Linked DNA regions of Mus musculus: region 2 is linked to region 1. A link is a loop called in an ENCODE intact Hi-C map of the cell type or tissue named here. Cell type or tissue: left cerebral cortex. All regions are shown on one strand.

What was found. Peaks named below come from ENCODE experiments on the same cell type or tissue, not always from the same donor. Only the 100,000 strongest peaks of a DNase experiment are listed, where the experiment ranks them.
Region 2: a loop joins it to region 1, with 2.4 times the contacts of the local background. A loop is called at or near these places in 29 of 42 quality-filtered maps.

What each region holds. Positions count from the first base shown.
Region 1 is chr16:91,509,394-91,517,393 of GRCm38, forward strand. It overlaps Ifnar1 (interferon (alpha and beta) receptor 1), which reads left to right. Exons shown (of 11, transcript NM_010508.2): 11 at 1-1,130. It also overlaps the pseudogene Gm7856. Among named protein-coding and RNA genes, the nearest start is that of Mir6367, 14 kb to the right of the region's middle. In left cerebral cortex, a CTCF peak has its summit at 3,186 (motif pointing right); a DNase peak (open chromatin) is centred at 3,179.
Region 2 is chr16:91,575,486-91,583,485 of GRCm38, forward strand. It overlaps Tmem50b (transmembrane protein 50B), which reads right to left. Exons shown (of 7, transcript NM_030018.3): 3 at 7,791-7,903; 4 at 6,210-6,277; 5 at 4,717-4,809; 6 at 2,489-2,546; 7 at 1-673. The coding sequence ends at 628. Among named protein-coding and RNA genes, the nearest start is that of Tmem50b, 18 kb to the right of the region's middle. In left cerebral cortex, a CTCF peak has its summit at 7,046 (motif pointing left); DNase peaks (open chromatin) are centred at 4,048 and 7,022.

The sequences.
Region 1 (8,000 bases):
AAGAAAGACCATGCACTTGAGGGCACTTTGTTTATGTTGATAGTTCTTGGAGAAGCTGAGCGCCGTCTAAGATTCATGTAAAAGCCTCATGAGAAATCAGTGCTTTCACAGACACATGTAAATAGCAACAGGCCTGTGAGCACAGCTACACAGGGGAGCTGGCTGCACTCCACTAGAATTGCCACGACGTACCTATCACAGTGACGTCTACAGTGAGAAATGCTGTTCTAGACTCATTACATATGTAATCATTTAAATGTAATCATTTAGAGCCTGGGCAGAAATCTATAACCTATGAAAATGTTCATTTAAAATCAGGTCAGGCACAAGTGTGCCTGGCTTGTTCTCATCCCAGCTGCCTAGGAATGTGGGCCAACCTCAGCCACATAGCAAGAGCCTGTCGTACACATATGTACAGGTGTAGAGGTATGTGTGCATGTATATAGGTACTATATAAAATACAGAGCCCAGAGCCTGTGATGCTTCAGATGGCCTCGGACTTCTCTGGAGACCTGGGGAACGTGTTAACAAAGCCTTCCCTAACCCCATGGAAGCCGTGTGTCCCTGTGTGCATTGGTCCTTTGGTGTTTGCCTCCCTCTGTATTGCAGAAGCTCTTTGAGCAGGGTCTCAGTTCCTCCCTGTGGCCCCCCAGCCCCTGTGACAGTGCAGCGCTGGCACAGACAGTGCCCACAGCTACCGAATGAATGAGATCTGAAATTGAAGCAGATGACTGTTCTGGCTGTTTGTGTAATGAAATAACCACGTTTGTGTGTTTCTATGCATCACCTTTGTGTCTGCATCCTTTTATATTTTTGTCTGGAGCCCCACTGTTGTATATCGACAAACCTAACACACACCGGAACCAGGACTCTGGATCTCAGGTGCTGCTCCTTTAAACTGGAATCCGTGAGGCAGAGGTGCCGTCTACAACCCGTTCCTGACAGCAGGACTTGCATTCTGGCATTCTGGATCCACACTGCTGTCCCTTCCAAGTGTTACTGTCTCTCATTCCTCTGTCTCTGAGATCCCTTCTGCTCTACCTCAAGAGACTAAGAGGGTGAACACAGTTTGTACTTTTCATCTTCCTTACAGAGAAGGAAATAATAAATTCATATTTGTTCCCAAGAAATGCTTTGTTGATTGATAATAGTGACAAATTCCAGTTGCAACCAAAGTTTGATTTTGGGTTTTTTTTAAAGATGCTCCTGCCTCAGCTCTAGGTGCTCAGATCACTGGCTGTGGCCTGACTCTTCCAAGGTGAAGAAACATCACTGCCCAAGGTCAGGCACCAGCAATAGACTAAGGAGAAGGTGCCGCCTAAATCAGCGTTCTCAACAGGTGGGTTGTGACCCCCTTGGGAGTCAAATGACCCTTTCACAGGGATCAAATATTAGATATCCTGCATGTCAGGTGTTTACATTATGATTCATAACAAGCAAAATTACAGTTAAGTAGCAATGAAAATAATCTTAGGTTGGTGTCAGTACACCATGAACTATATTAAAGGCTCACAGGATCTGAGAACCACCGCTGGATGTCCAGCTTGCTGAGCCAGCGAATTCATTCAGGTTTCTCACAAGAGCTCAGACAAGGACTCCCAAAGGCCCCGTGCCCAACTCACAGGCAGTTCGACTGGGCGTCTCCTCAGCCTCAGCCATTGCACACCGCGCTTGCAACCCCGCTGAGGGTTCTGGGGATCCTATAACTTCTTGACCTTTGAGTTTTCTAGGCTTCCTACATTTTAGGGGCTTCCCTTCTCACTCCAGGAGGGAATATTTTAATTCATTACATTTGAAACTCATGCCAGGCGGTGGTGGCACACACCTTTAATCCCAGCACTCGGGAGGCAGAGACAGGTGGATCTCTGTGAATTGGAGGCCAGCCTGATTTACAGAGTGAGTTCCAGGGTGGCCAGGTCTACACAGAGAAGCCCAATCTCGATAAATAAACACACAAAACTCTTAATATCTCCCTCCCTCCCTTCCTTCCTTCCTCTCCCTTCTGTCGCTCTTCCCCTGTCCCTCCCCCTCTCGCTCTCCCCCACCCCTGTGTGTCTGCTGTGCTGTACACATGGGTGTGCACACTCCTGAGCAGGAATGTGAGTACACAGGTGTCACACATGTCCGTACCCATGCGCACATGTGAAGGTAAACATAGGATGTTGTCCTCCACCCTATCGTCTTGAAACAAGACCTCTCACAGGAGAGGAAGCTCACCATTCTGCCTTAGCTGGTTGACCAGTAAGCTCTGGGAATCTCCCTGTCTGTGCCCAATGCTAGGACTGGGTATGAACAGTGAAGTCTGGCTTTTTTGTTAGGTATTGGAGGTTTGTACTCAGGACTTCACACTTGCACACCAAGCACTTGTCCGGTGGGCAGTGTCCCCAGGCCCCATTCAGCTTTTTCTTACAACTCTTCTCAGGCTTACAGTGATCACAGAATTGCTGGTCTTGAGGGCATGCGTAATACACATGGATTTCTGTGATGGAATGCTTTTTTACTGGGATAAGTCTTTTTCTCCACCTGGAGGAACAAAGGCAAGAAGGAATTCAGTCTTCTAGTGACTTGCAAGTCCCCTGCACCCCTCACTCCCTCAGCCTATGTCAGCAGAAGACATTTCGCAAAGGGGCTAACGATAAAGATGAAGACAGGAAGTTGGCAGAGTAGATATTCTGGCTATGGGGGGGGGTGTCTTGGGAAGAAAAAGGAAAATGCACATAGTTAAAATTACTGATGATGAACTAACACCTTCCACCCAAGTGTTCTGGATTCTGTTTAGAAGTAGCTGAGGAAAGAGAGAGTGATCAATTGTTCTTTCGCTTGTTTTTATTTGTTTTTACAAGATGTGTCCTTAGCTACTTAAGGAGACCCTTTGTTGCTACTGCACTGCCTCCCCAGGCTCGTAGCACTTTTCATATTCTGGGATCTGACTTACACAGAGGCAGTGCCTACAGGTGCATCATGCACTGGGAAATCTTCCTGAGAACCACACCACCATCAGGTCGACGGCAGCTTTGTGCCCATCTGACGTCCATCTGACAGAACATCTCCTTCTCAGGTGGGCCCTGGAAGTATAAAGACCCTCTTTTGGCCCCTTTGTTTCACTGCTACTGTTGCGGACTTAGAAGCTGACTTCTGGTGAGGGCTGACTAGGGCCTGGTCACTGAAGGTGCATTGACAGGATTCGCCACTAGAGGGAGACAGGTCACCCCATTTGGACTTAACAACTTGGCTGCCATATTAAAAGGGGATGAGGGAACTTATTCTTGTTGGCTGTATTTGTTTTTTGTTTTTTTTCTTTTTGTTTTTGGGTTGTGTTTTGTTGTTGTTGTTCTTGTTTGTTTGTTTGTTTGTTTGTTTTGGGTTTTTTTTTTGTTTTGTTTTTCCAGACAGGGTTTCTCTATGTAGCCCTGGCTGTCCTGGCACTCACTTTGTAGACCAGGCTGGCCTCGAACTCAGAAATCCGCCTGCCTCTGCCTCCCGAGTGCTGGGATTAAAGGCGTGTGCCACCATGCCCAGCTTGTGTTTGTTTTTATAGCGAGATAAGGTCTCACTGTGTAGCCCCAGCTGGCCATCAAATGACTGTGTAGGCCATACTGGTGGTCTACATAAAGGTCTGAGTGCTGAGATTAAAGGCGCGCAACACCAGGCCTTGCTTAAGGAAAAGATTCTTTTTTTTTTTAAGAAAGGAAGATACAAACTTTATTAGAAAAAATAACATAAAAACAAGAAAGGAAATGGGTTTGTTCAACGGATGCCTTGGTGGATGAGGCTACTTTTAGCTACACTGGCTCCCCACCCCCAACCCCCCTGCTCACACCAAAGGGCAGGGTCCATCTCAAAGCAGCGCCACAACTGTAGAGTCTCGTCAGCTGCTGCTGATGCCACTGTGGCCCCATTTGGACTCATTGTAAGACCCAGGACCCGTGCTGTGTGACTTTTGAGCTCAGCCACCTTGGCCATGGTTGGATACTTCCAAATACCCAGCTGGTTCTGGGCAAAGCCGTGACCTGAGATCAGCTCCTTATGTTGGGGAGATCAGTGGACAGAGCACACCTGGGAATGCACCTCCACAGCACTCAGACAGGCCCCTGAGCAGACGTTCCAAATGCAAATGTGCCGGTCACTGGTTCCTCCTCCTGTTGCCAGGATATTGGACTGCCAGGGACACCATGCAACAGCCTTGACAGCACCTTGATGTTGAGTGAATATTTGCAGGGGAGCCCATCCACTTTCTCCAGGACCACTGGGCCACACGTTGACAATGTTATCATTGCCACCACTTGCCAGGTGTCGTCTATCCTGGGGCCCAGCGAAGCCCACATACTTCCTGGCTATGGCCACTCAGTGTGGCCACATGGTGTTCTGCTACCCGAACATCATGGTGGTGGATGTGGCCAGACCGTGAACCACTGGACAGGATATAGCTGTTCCAACTGAGAGAGCTTACTTGAGCGGAGTGACAGGTCATGTTTCGAAGTCATTTCTGCTGCTGCACATCCCATAACTGCACCTCAGCATTGCTGGTGCCCACAGCTAGGTAGTTGCCCTCCTTGATCCAGGCCACCGAGGATATGTAGCCCCCAGGCTGCTCCATTTGCAACAACTGCAGGATGTCACCAGAACCAGCGTTCCATAAGTACACACTGTTGTCCAGTGCCACAGCCAATACATTTCCAGAGCTCCAATCTACAAAATTCAGGTAGTAGTCATTCCGGATTTCGGGGGCATCAAGATTCCTGTCTGGCAGAGAAGGGATGCATCTGCAAGCCTTCCTGCTGGAGCCAGGCGTGCCTTTCTGGCTGTAGAGTGCTTTCAGTCTGTTCTGGTAGCCTTCTGGGGCATTCTGAGGTTTGCCGCTGAGCCTTCCTCCACATCAAAACCGTTCAGGTTGAGAGACCAGGCTTTCTGATGCTCCTTTTTCATGGGCGTCCCCCTGTCTTCTGGCTGGTTTTCCTTGCTTAAGAGGAAGCTGGCCACCTCCATTTGAGAAGCACTGCGTTTGGGGGATAAAGCGGTCACCTCCAGGTTTGCTAGGGGTGGTCTGAACCTTGGAACTAGATTTGCCAGGAGTTCGGCCCTGGGTCCAGCGCGTGTGATCTGTTGTGGCTCGCATCGGCGAGGGGGCTGGGCCTGTGTCTTCCTTTGCTTTGCACTGCCAGCGAACAACCAGGGCATTGGGGATGGGTGCATCCCGTTGAAGCAGTGAGTGCAAATCGCTCTCTAACACGAACTGTGCCGTGGCACGGCTACCAGGGTGAGAGGCGACCAAGCTCGATCCTCACCGGGCTCCTGGGCTCTGAAAGCCACAGCTCACACCAGCCCAGCCCCTCTCTGTACTCAGCTTTCCCGAACACAAATCCCTGGCTCCTTGCAACGCTTCTGTGCGACTGCCGAGCGCGTTCTTTTCCGGACCAGGAAAAGATTCTTAAATGGGTGATTAAGGCAGTATGTCCCGTTCAAAGTTGCCAGGTGTCATAAATAGAAAATAGAGACCACCCATTCAGTTGACTCATGTTTGAATTTCAGAGGTTCGGCCTGGATGCTGGTGAGGTGAAGTTTCTCTAAAGTGCGTTCCCTCCTGGAAATGAAACTCTGCTACAGAAACGCAGGCACACATTCCCGAGTTACATCGGCAGCTTCAAAGGGACCACCTTTTAATGTAGTAGAATTGTCCTACGCGATGTCTGAGACATCTCTCAAGCCTGGTGAAAAATATCTAGGCACAATCTCTGTCCTATATCTGGTTCTGATGTCAGTGTGGCTACTATAGCTGCCTTTGGCCACTGTCTGCGTTATCTGTTCTCCCATCCTCTGACGCTGGGTGTATTTTAGCATATATCGATAATATAAAATAGTTGGTTTCATTATGACAGGTTTTCTTTGTTGTTGTTGTTGCTTGCTTGCCTGCCTGCTTGCTTGCTTGCTTGCCTGCCTGCTTGCTTGCTTGCCTGCTTGCTTGCTTGCTTGCCTGCCTGCCTGCTTGCTTGCTTGCTTGCCTGCCTGCCTGCTTGCCTGCCTGCCTGCCTGCCTGCCTGCCTGCCTGCCTGCCTGCCTGCCTGCCTGCCTGCCTGCCTGCTTGCTTGCTTGCTTGCTTGCTTGCTTGCTTAGACCAGGGCTCCTGTAGCTCAGAATGACCTTGAACCTCTGGTCCTCCTGCCTGTACCCTCAAGTGTTGGGATTATAAGCACAAGCTGTCACCCAGTTCAGGAGACGCTGGGAAGCAAGGCAAGCACTCGACCAACAGTTAGGCTGTATCCCCAGGCCCTTGTGATATTTTCATGCATGTATATAACATATCTTGATAATACTTTTTTTGGTTTGTTTGTTTTTCAAGACAGGGTTTCTGTGTATAGCCTTGGCGGTCCTGGAACTCACTCTGTAGACCAGGATGGCCTCAAACTCAGAAATCTGCCTGCCTCTGCCTCCCAAGTGCTGGAATCAAAGGCATGTTCCACCACTACCCGGCTCACTTACATTTTTTTTTAAATTACTATTTTTGTGTGTGTCTGAATGTGCCTGTATGAGTTTAGGTGCACCACATTGCAAGCAGGAGCCTTTGGAGGTCACGGGCCCCTTTGAACTAAAAATTCAGATGGATTTTGAGGCCCCGTGTGGGTGCTGGGAATTGAACCCAGATCCTCTTACCCTCTGAACCATCTCTCCAGCTAGGGTGGGGTCTGTACAAGGCTTCTTGGTTGATTCTGAAGTGAAGTTGGGGTTAAGAAACACATAACAAGTCCTGGGGCTGGGAAACATAAAAGACCATTTCCTGTCCTCACAAGTGTTTGACGGTACGGTGTTCCTTAGACTTGAGAAATGTTTGGGCCCCTTTAAAGGATAAAGCTTCTTTGGTATCTCGCAGTGTTGGCAAATGGCTTATGATGTATTGTAAGGGTCTGACATTCTCTGGAGGAAGACCCCAGACTCAGAGTGTGCAAAGGCAAAGGGCGTTCATTCTGCAGAAACAGCCAGCATGTTGGGGTAACAACCACACAGACATTCAAGTCCCTTTTCTAACAGGACTTCTTGATTGCTTCTGAGGTAACAGCAGACTTCTAGAACTTAGGGCACATTCCAAGGGGTTACAGAAACCATTAACAGAAGGTCACAAAAAAGATACACACCACAGGACCCCACGTGCAAAAGCAGGGGATAAGATATTGACTGAGTTTGTCAAAACTTCAAGGAGGGCTTAGTTATATAAAGTCTTAAGCCTTCCGTGGCCCTCCATGCTAGTAACAAATGGTGAAAGTTAAGCCAGACAATCGCTCCTAGTGTATATGCACGTGCATATTCTCTGTTATAACCCCTTACTCAATCTATGACTGAATGTGTAAACTCGCAATGAGCTTTTTACCACGTGAACACACGCTCTGAGAGTCATACATGTACTGAGAATGAAGGACAGAGATAAGTCCCCTTCCCTTTTCTCCACATACAGCACCACACTTGTCTTAAAGTTTTTGATTGCTAATAACAACAAAAAAAAATCATACTAGCTGGGCAGTGGTGGCACATGCCTTCAATTCCAGCCTTTGAGATGCAGAGGCAGGCAGATCTCTACGAGTTCAAGGCCAGCCTGGTCTACAAAGAGAGTTCCAGGACAGCCAGTACTGTACAGAGAAACCCTGTCTCACCCTATTCCCCATCCCCAAAATCAAACCATGGCAAATGTCTGACTGTACAGTCGTCAACGTAGTCCAGCTGCATGTAACTAGAGACAACTCTGTTAAATCAACATCACTGTGTCCCAAACAGTGCTGCTCAGCCTCCAAGAACATAGCAGACACAGCACAACAGGTTATCATCTGTAAACATTGCTGTCAATGTGGGAGCACACTTACAGTCTCAGATAAGGGAACGCCGAGGCACCCTGGCTCAACCTCTCCTTGGTGTGTGTTTCAAGCCCCTACAAAGGCCCAGTGTAGCCTGTGAAGGAACTTCCTCGGGTAAGGTATGCGTGCAATGGGAAGGGGACAGCCGGTCTGAGAAGAACA
Region 2 (8,000 bases), 66 kb after region 1:
CGGTGAGACGGGAAGCACAGAGCTCAGCTGCCTGCCGTCTGATTTACAAAATGGAGTGTTATCTCTGTGTTATCCCTTCTCAAACAAAAGTCAAGTTAGAGGAATTCTTTGCAAAGAGGGCTTTCAAACTAGTCCTTTGGGCATTTAAAAAAATCTTCATATAAAAAGTCCAGCTCTTTAATACATATGCACAAACTTTTTTTTCCTTGAAAAAAAAATCTCATTGCTAAGTCAGAATAAATTACACCTGGCAGAAATGCCTTCGTTAATGGCTCAGGGCCTCTAGGGACACGGAGCTGTGTATTTTGCACATTTTCAAACATCAGAGATACCAAGACAAAGTATTTACCTCTAAACACCAAGACAGCATAACCCTGGCTCGGGAGCCATACCAATCTTAGTCTTGGGAGTAAAAACCTGACTTCAGCGTCATGTATACGTAGTGATATATTATCAACATATTAGCTTGCCTAGTCGATGAAAAACCAAGACAAACTCAGGGCACAAAACTATGAAGAAATGAAGCCCTGAGCACACAACGCTCCATTTGGCAATCTGTAACGTCATATACTGGAGATAACGGAGCTCGCCATGGAATACAAGAGGAAGGGGTGGTGTGCGGTGATCTCAGGCCCAGAGCTCTTCAGTTCTTCCAAATTTGTAGATCAGAGTGCTGGAAAGGGATGGGTAAAGCTGTGAGAGACACGAACAAGCACCCCAGAGCTCACCCCCTACACGGCTCGAAGACCTAACACTAGGGCAAGCTCAGAGGTGCTGCTGAGGCATTGCTCCTTCTGGAAAGCAGACGCACACTCATTTCTGCGTGAAGAACACCCGTGTGACACAGACAGCCACTGCCTAGGGAAGTGTGGGAGGCAGAGGCTGCCTTGTGTGGTTAATGGGCACCCCTGTCTGTGCTATGGTCACAGAAACATCCTCACACAGACCAGGTGTAATTCTCTCTCCTTCAAGTTTACTGCAGGCTGAATCCTGGGATGCGCCAGGCCTCCAGCTAAGTGCTGGAATATGGCTGAATCTAAATGAACAGATATGCTCCTCGTGGAACAGAGCCTACTGAGGGACACAACTGACACTCTCACAGTCCAACCATAGACCATGCTGTGAAGGAGTGGCAGGAGGTGTCGGTCATAGCATCAGCCTAGGATACGTGAAACTTGGGCTCAAAAACACTACCAAAACAGAATACCAAAAACTACAACCCCAACAAACTGCACAGAAAGCTGCAAATGGAATAAATAACCCAAACTGAGAAGTAAATAGAAATAGTCAATACATTAATACAGCCCAGGCCTTAGATATGGGTATCAGAAAGGTTATAAACTGTCAGGGGTGCTAAGGAAAGACACGGAAAACACCAAAGACCTGAGCTGAGCTTCTAGGGTGGAAAATCCAGTGTGTGGGGTAAGCAGTCCAGGGGACACCGAGGAAGCTCAGCTCAGGGAGCCTCAGGATGGAACACTGGAAACCACGCACACGGAGAGAAGACAGCAGAAAAGCAAAACACAAGGCCAGAGAAACACAAAGAAAACCACACCACACACTGCCACATTGCTATGACGGTGGCCAATAGCAAAGGTGTCCAGTGTTGAGCTTCTGTGATTTGGACAGAAAGATAATCCTGTAGTGCACAGCTGACCCTCTCACCCTGGCCTGGACAGATGTCCCTGGGACAAGTACAGCAGGCAGGTTTCCAGTGAGAGGCTCTAACAAGTTTCTATGAAACACTTTTAGTACAATGTTACTTCTACACTCACTTTAAGTTGTCTAGAAAACTCAGTCCCAGCGTGCTGTGTACAGTGTTTCCCCTTTCTTTTTTGGAGGCATGTCTCACTGTAACCCTGGCTGTCCTGGAACTAGCTATGTAGAGCAGGCTGGCCTCGAACTCACAGATTCACTTCTCCCCCTTTCTTTCGTATAAGTGTGCACTGTTTTGTTAAGCAAAACCCGGGCTGTGGCAGCCACAATCTGGACGCTCCGGCTCTGCATGTACTTGCTGTGTCTTTCAGGAGCTCTGAGCTCTACAAACAGGAGAGCACGTGGTACCTTCCTACGTCGTAACAAACTGGACAGGGAAGAGAAGACTGTCCAGATGAAGGCGGTCTTGGCACATCGCAGGGCCCTGGCTAAAAGGTTCCCACTAATGTCCCATGGCCATGACACTCTTAGGATGCTGTTGATACAGGAGTCTGTAAATGTTTTAGGTATAAATGAGAAACGTGGTGCCTTGGAGCTGGAAAGATGGCTCAGCAGTTGAGAGCACTTGCTGCTCTTGTAGATAACCCAATATCATCACATGGTGGCTCAACCCCCTGCAATTCCAGTTCGTGGGGAGTGGGTACACTCTTCAGGCCTCCCGGGTACCATACCAGCATGCACACAGAACACATGTATACATGCAGTCACTCGTGCATACACATAAAATTAATCTTTTTAAAAATGTAAAAGGAAAGGAAATTAGACAACTTACCTAAAAAATATAAGAGCATTTTGAAAGAACACAGCTAGTCCAGGGTAAACATCAATATCTGCACACGGAGAGGGAAACGGATTAGAGGAGGGGGCGGCAGAGGAGGGAGGTGAGGGGGTGGGGGGCGAGGGGGCGGCAGAGGAGGGGGGCAGTGGAGGAGGGGAGCGGCACTGCCTGTGCAGTTCAGAGCAACATGGGCTCTGTGTGTCAGAACACAGGACATTTACCGTCAACTCAAAGATGTCTACATTGAAACAAATAATTTCATTCCCTAAAACAAAAGGTTACTTTTACTCCAAATAAATGCCAGGGAACTCTCTGTCTAGCTCATATGGCTCAGGCCACAAAGGCCGCAGGACTGGACACCACAGTTCCAGCTATGTAGAGACTCAGCAGCAGGAACACTTCAGCCCAAGAAAGAGTGGAAACGGGGCCAGCCTGGCAAACAGTGGGCCAGCCTGGCAAACAGTGGGTCATGGTCTCAAAAACAAACAGTGCCAAGAAAGCACAACACCTTTCCCCGGAAAGGCCAGCATAGAAATAAAAAGGAGGTTGATTATTTAAATCTGCTGACTCATGTGTGACATCATGCAAACCCAGAGTGACACAAAGGAGCCATCATGCTCTCTTCATGACTGAAGCAATCAGCTAAATATCCCTAGGAAGATGGGAATTTTGCTAAACTGTAACTACTGGTGTAAAAACCACTGGCTATCATAAAGAAACTGGTTTACATTTCAGTCTTCTGAGAGCATAAGAAACAAACAGCAGGTTGGCTGGAGAGTTCCAAGTCTGAGCCAAGTCCTTGCTGATGAATCCTAATTCTGCTACTGACTAAATGCATATCCTTGAGCAGATTACTAAATCTCAGGGTCTTAACTTTCTCATCTGTAGAATGGGTATTCTATCAGAGGACACCAAACAGGAGTGAGAATTAAGTGGGCGACTCAGTCTAATGGCTGCGACTGTATTTGGACCATTACTTGATACCAGACACATACACCTTATTTAAAAATCTCGGGGTCAGAGTCCAGTTTTTAGATTTGGGGATACATGCATATGCCAATCTTGGGAGTGGGACCCAGGTGTGAACATGAAGTTCAGTTATGTTGCGTGTGTACCTTCACACACAGTTTGAAAGTGACTTTATACAAGTTTTTAGTGCACCTGTTTGACTCCATCCATCACACGAGGTCAGGAGGTCAGGGGTTGACTCAGACTTGTGGTGTCAGATCAGAACTCAGAATGTTTCTAATTTTGGAGCAATTTGGATCTCAAATCAGATTAGAGATGCTCAATGTATACATAAACGGTAGCTGCTACTATAAGTATTAATAGTTCAAGAAGCACTATGGTAAAATCTGAAATATGTCAGAAGTGGCCCCTGAAATGAGAGAAAGCTCACTTTCTAAGTAGCAAAGCTCACAGAACGGGCGCCGCTGCAGCGATCACATGAGACCAGAGCTGAGAAGCCTTCTGCTGTGCGCTGGGTTTTATGACTAAGATGGGAACTAAGCAGAGCCCGTTACAAAGGTTCCCGACACTGCACCAGATGGCTGGCTTAGTCCCAGTTTCTCTACAGCAACTGTCAACGGCTTGTCTGTCTTTCAGATGAAATGAGAAAACCTATCACCTAGTGCCATCGTTCTGAGTTCTCAGTCTGGAAACAAGCTAAAAACTAATTGGTATTTTACAGCACCCTAGCTGGCTCGGGCTCAGCAGCCCACAGTCAAATACACTTAATTCAAATCCACTCCTGCAAGAAAACACTTTGACTACTTAGAATAAATGCAATAAAGAAAGAATGAGCCATATGTCCGTTTAGATCAGGTTTCACTGTACACTAGTAAAGAAAAGCTTGACTTTCAGTGTTCTGGGTCTAAGAACTTTGAACTGTGTACAAGGAGTGCATACAGCAGACTCGTACCCCTTTCTTACTCTCTCACTGTGGCCCCCAGTGGGCGGATTTGTAGTTTAAGAACTTAGCTGCCCAAGGGAAGTCATTCAGGAACTCTAGAGATGGCTGGGGGGCCTGGATTGGTTAGAGGCTGTGATTTTCTATGAACCAACACACTTACTAAGACAGGTTCTATGAATTAGTGTGTCTTTACCCAGAGGAAGAATTTAAGCTAATTCAATAATCACATTCATAGTAACTCCAAACGAACCAGACAGAAGAAGCCAAACATAAAGTCCGCCTGTAACATAAAGGAGAGATGCACACTTACTTTGAGTAACATATGCACCAAAAAGGATCCACATGGAGGCGATGAGTGACCCGAACATCAGCATGAACCCAATGAAGAGCCAGACCCGAGCACCTGCGGGGGACAGGGGCTTCCTTACAATCCGCAGCTACACAGAGCTATAATGTCTTACACACCCGCAGCTACACAGAGCTATAATGTCTTACACACCTGCAGCTACACAGAGCTATAATGTCTTACACTCCTGAAGCTACACAGAGCTATAATGTCTTACACTCCCACAGCACTACACAGAGCTATGTCTTACACTCCCGCAGCACTACACAGAGCTATAATGTCTTACACACCTGCAGCTACACAGAGCTATAATGTCTTACACTCCTGAAGCTACACAGAGCTATAATGTCTTACACTCCCACAGCACTACACAGAGCTATGTCTTACACTCCCACAGCACTACACAGAGCTATAATGTCTTACACACCTGCAGCTACACAGAGCTATAATGTCTTACACTCCTGAAGCTACACAGAGCTATAATGTCTTACACTCCCACAGCACTACACAGAGCTATAATGTCTTACACACCTGCAGCTACACAGAGCTATAATGTCTTACACACCCGCAGCTACACAGAGCTATGTTTTACACTCCTGCAGCTACACAGAGCTACAATGTCTTACACTCCTGCAGCATTAGAAGTAGCTGACTTAGTGAATCCTGTATATTCCTGCTACAACACTTAACTACATGAAGATTTAAAGTGAGCTCTCGAACTCTCACAGACACAGACAAACACACACACACGCACACACACACACACACATCCCAAAACAAAAAAAGTAAAAAGGGTTAGACAACTTAGAAAGGAGACTAGTTAGCTATTTACTGCTAGAGAAACTAATTCTTGAGCAAGTTAAGAAAATGCCATTGGCAATCACCTCACTAACCGGCTTATTAAACCATAACTCAAAGGATGGGATAATGGAGCTATCAGATGGCCATCGCTGCCCTGGGACTCAGGGGCAGGCTTCTGAAGAACACCGAAGGCTTTGCACAGCAGCCTCCACAGACAGGCAGATTGCTCTGCTGCTAAAGGAGGCCAACCACAACACTCTTGACAGGTTCAGGGGCAGTGTCTGGGTGGAAACGGGCAGCTCCCTGGAGCCTACTGCCAGCCAAACCGATGAACTCCAGAACCACGAGAGACCCTGTCTTAGAAAGTGAAGGTGTAGGGCTGGAGATCAGCAGTTATAAGCACTTGCTGCTCTTGCAGAGGATCCAGGCTCGGCTCCCAGCACCCTGTGGCAGCTCACAGCTGTTCAGACTCAGTTCCAGGGGATCTGACATCCTCTGGCCTCCTTGGCACGATGTACTACACACAGTGCACTTGCATACATACAAGCAAAGCACTCACACACATAAAATAAACCTAGAGACTCCTGAGGAGGCTCTGCCTTCCGGGGACTTGTCCCTGTTCCGAGAGTGTCCCTCCATCTCCTTCACACTCTTACCAGTTCGTCCTAAGCAGCCGCTTTCATAGCTGTCACCTCGCACCTGGGCATTGGATACAGCATTTATCCTGCAGACAAGATCAGCCAATGAGCACTTGCGTCAGCACAATTACATAGGCATTTCATATCATTTGAGAGAGAAACAGACTATTTCCTAGGTTGAGCTAAGGAGTTAAAAGAAATTCTAGTGCAGAAATATTATTCCTTTTGTTTTCCACTAAGCACACCCAAAACCACATGAGACTATGAGACAGGCACTAATCTTCTTTCCATTCCTCCCCTTTTCTTTCTTTCTTTCTTTTTTTTTTTTGAAAGATTTATTTATTTATTATATGTAAGTACATTGTAGCTGTCTTCAGACACTCCAGAAGAGGGAGTCAGATCTCATTACGGATGGTTGTGAGCCACTATGTGGTTGCTGGGATTTGAACTCCGGACCTTCGGAAGAGCAGTCAGTGCTCTTACCCACTGAGCCATCTCACAAGCTCACTTTTCTTTCTTTTGAGACAGGGTCCTACTATCCAGCCCTGTTACATAGACTAAGTTGGCTTCCAATTCAGAGACCTACCCACCTGCTCTGCCTCCCAAATGCTGGGACTAAAGGCGAGCCACCACACCTAGCTTCTCATTTCTTTACCTATTGTATACATGAATATACAGATGAGTCTGTGTTATTTATCCCATTTTAAAGTTTCCATGATAATAATTAAACAGGTGGGGCTGGAGACGGTTCACTTGTTAGGAGCTGTCTAAAGAACCCAGAACCCACATGGTAGCTCACAACTATCTGTAACTCCAGTTCCAGAGGGTCCAATGCCCTCTTCTGGCTTCTACAGGTACTGCGCACATTTGGAATACATACAAGTAGGCCAAAACACCTGTACACATTAAATAAAATAAAAACTATTCAAAAATTGTTAAAGTAAATAGACACTGGAGTATAGCTTAGTGTTAAAGCACATTTTTAGTATGCACAAGGCTGTGGTTGAATTGAGAAAGAAATGGAGAAGGGAGAAAGGAAGAGAGAGAGGCAGAGGGAGGGAGGAAGAGGGAGGGAGAGAGGGAGGGAGAGAGGAAGGGAAGCAAGGTGTGCCGCTAGAAGGGATGCTTACTTGTAGTTTGAAGGATAGCAAGCAGTTTTACCTTTCATAATATAAACTTTCTGGTTTACATGGCAAGTTCTAGTAGGGCAACATAGAGAGACCCTATCTCAAAATAAATGAATCTATAAATAAACATATGAATAAAACAAAACTGAGCCGGGCGTGGTGGCGCACGCCTTTGATCCCAGCACTTGGGAGGCAGGGGCAGGCAGATTTCTGAGTTCAAGGCCAGCCTGGTCTACAGAGTAAGTTCCAGGACAGCCAGGACTACACAGAGAAACCTTGTCTCGAGAAAAAAAAAAAAAGGGGGTGGGGACTAAATTCATCATGTTAAAGAAGAGCCCATCAATAAAGTTTAGAAGTTGGTTAAAACAAAACAAAACAAAACAAACAAAAAAACAAAAAAACAAAAACACTAGCAGTTGAAGAGGACGATTTTCGAAAAGCAATACTGACTTGAGAATCACATCACACTCACATGAAGAAGGCCAGCGTGGAAAACACACCGCACGTGTGGAAAGCGTGGTTCAGCTGCTCAGGCTTAGGGTACACCACTGCCGCGTCAATCATTATCCACCAGCCTGTAAAAAACTGCAGAGCCCAAGACGGCAGGACTTGAAACTCAGTATACCTCCTCAATGCCTACCGCCCCCTGCATAAGATCAATGCTTACCGCCCCCTGCATAAG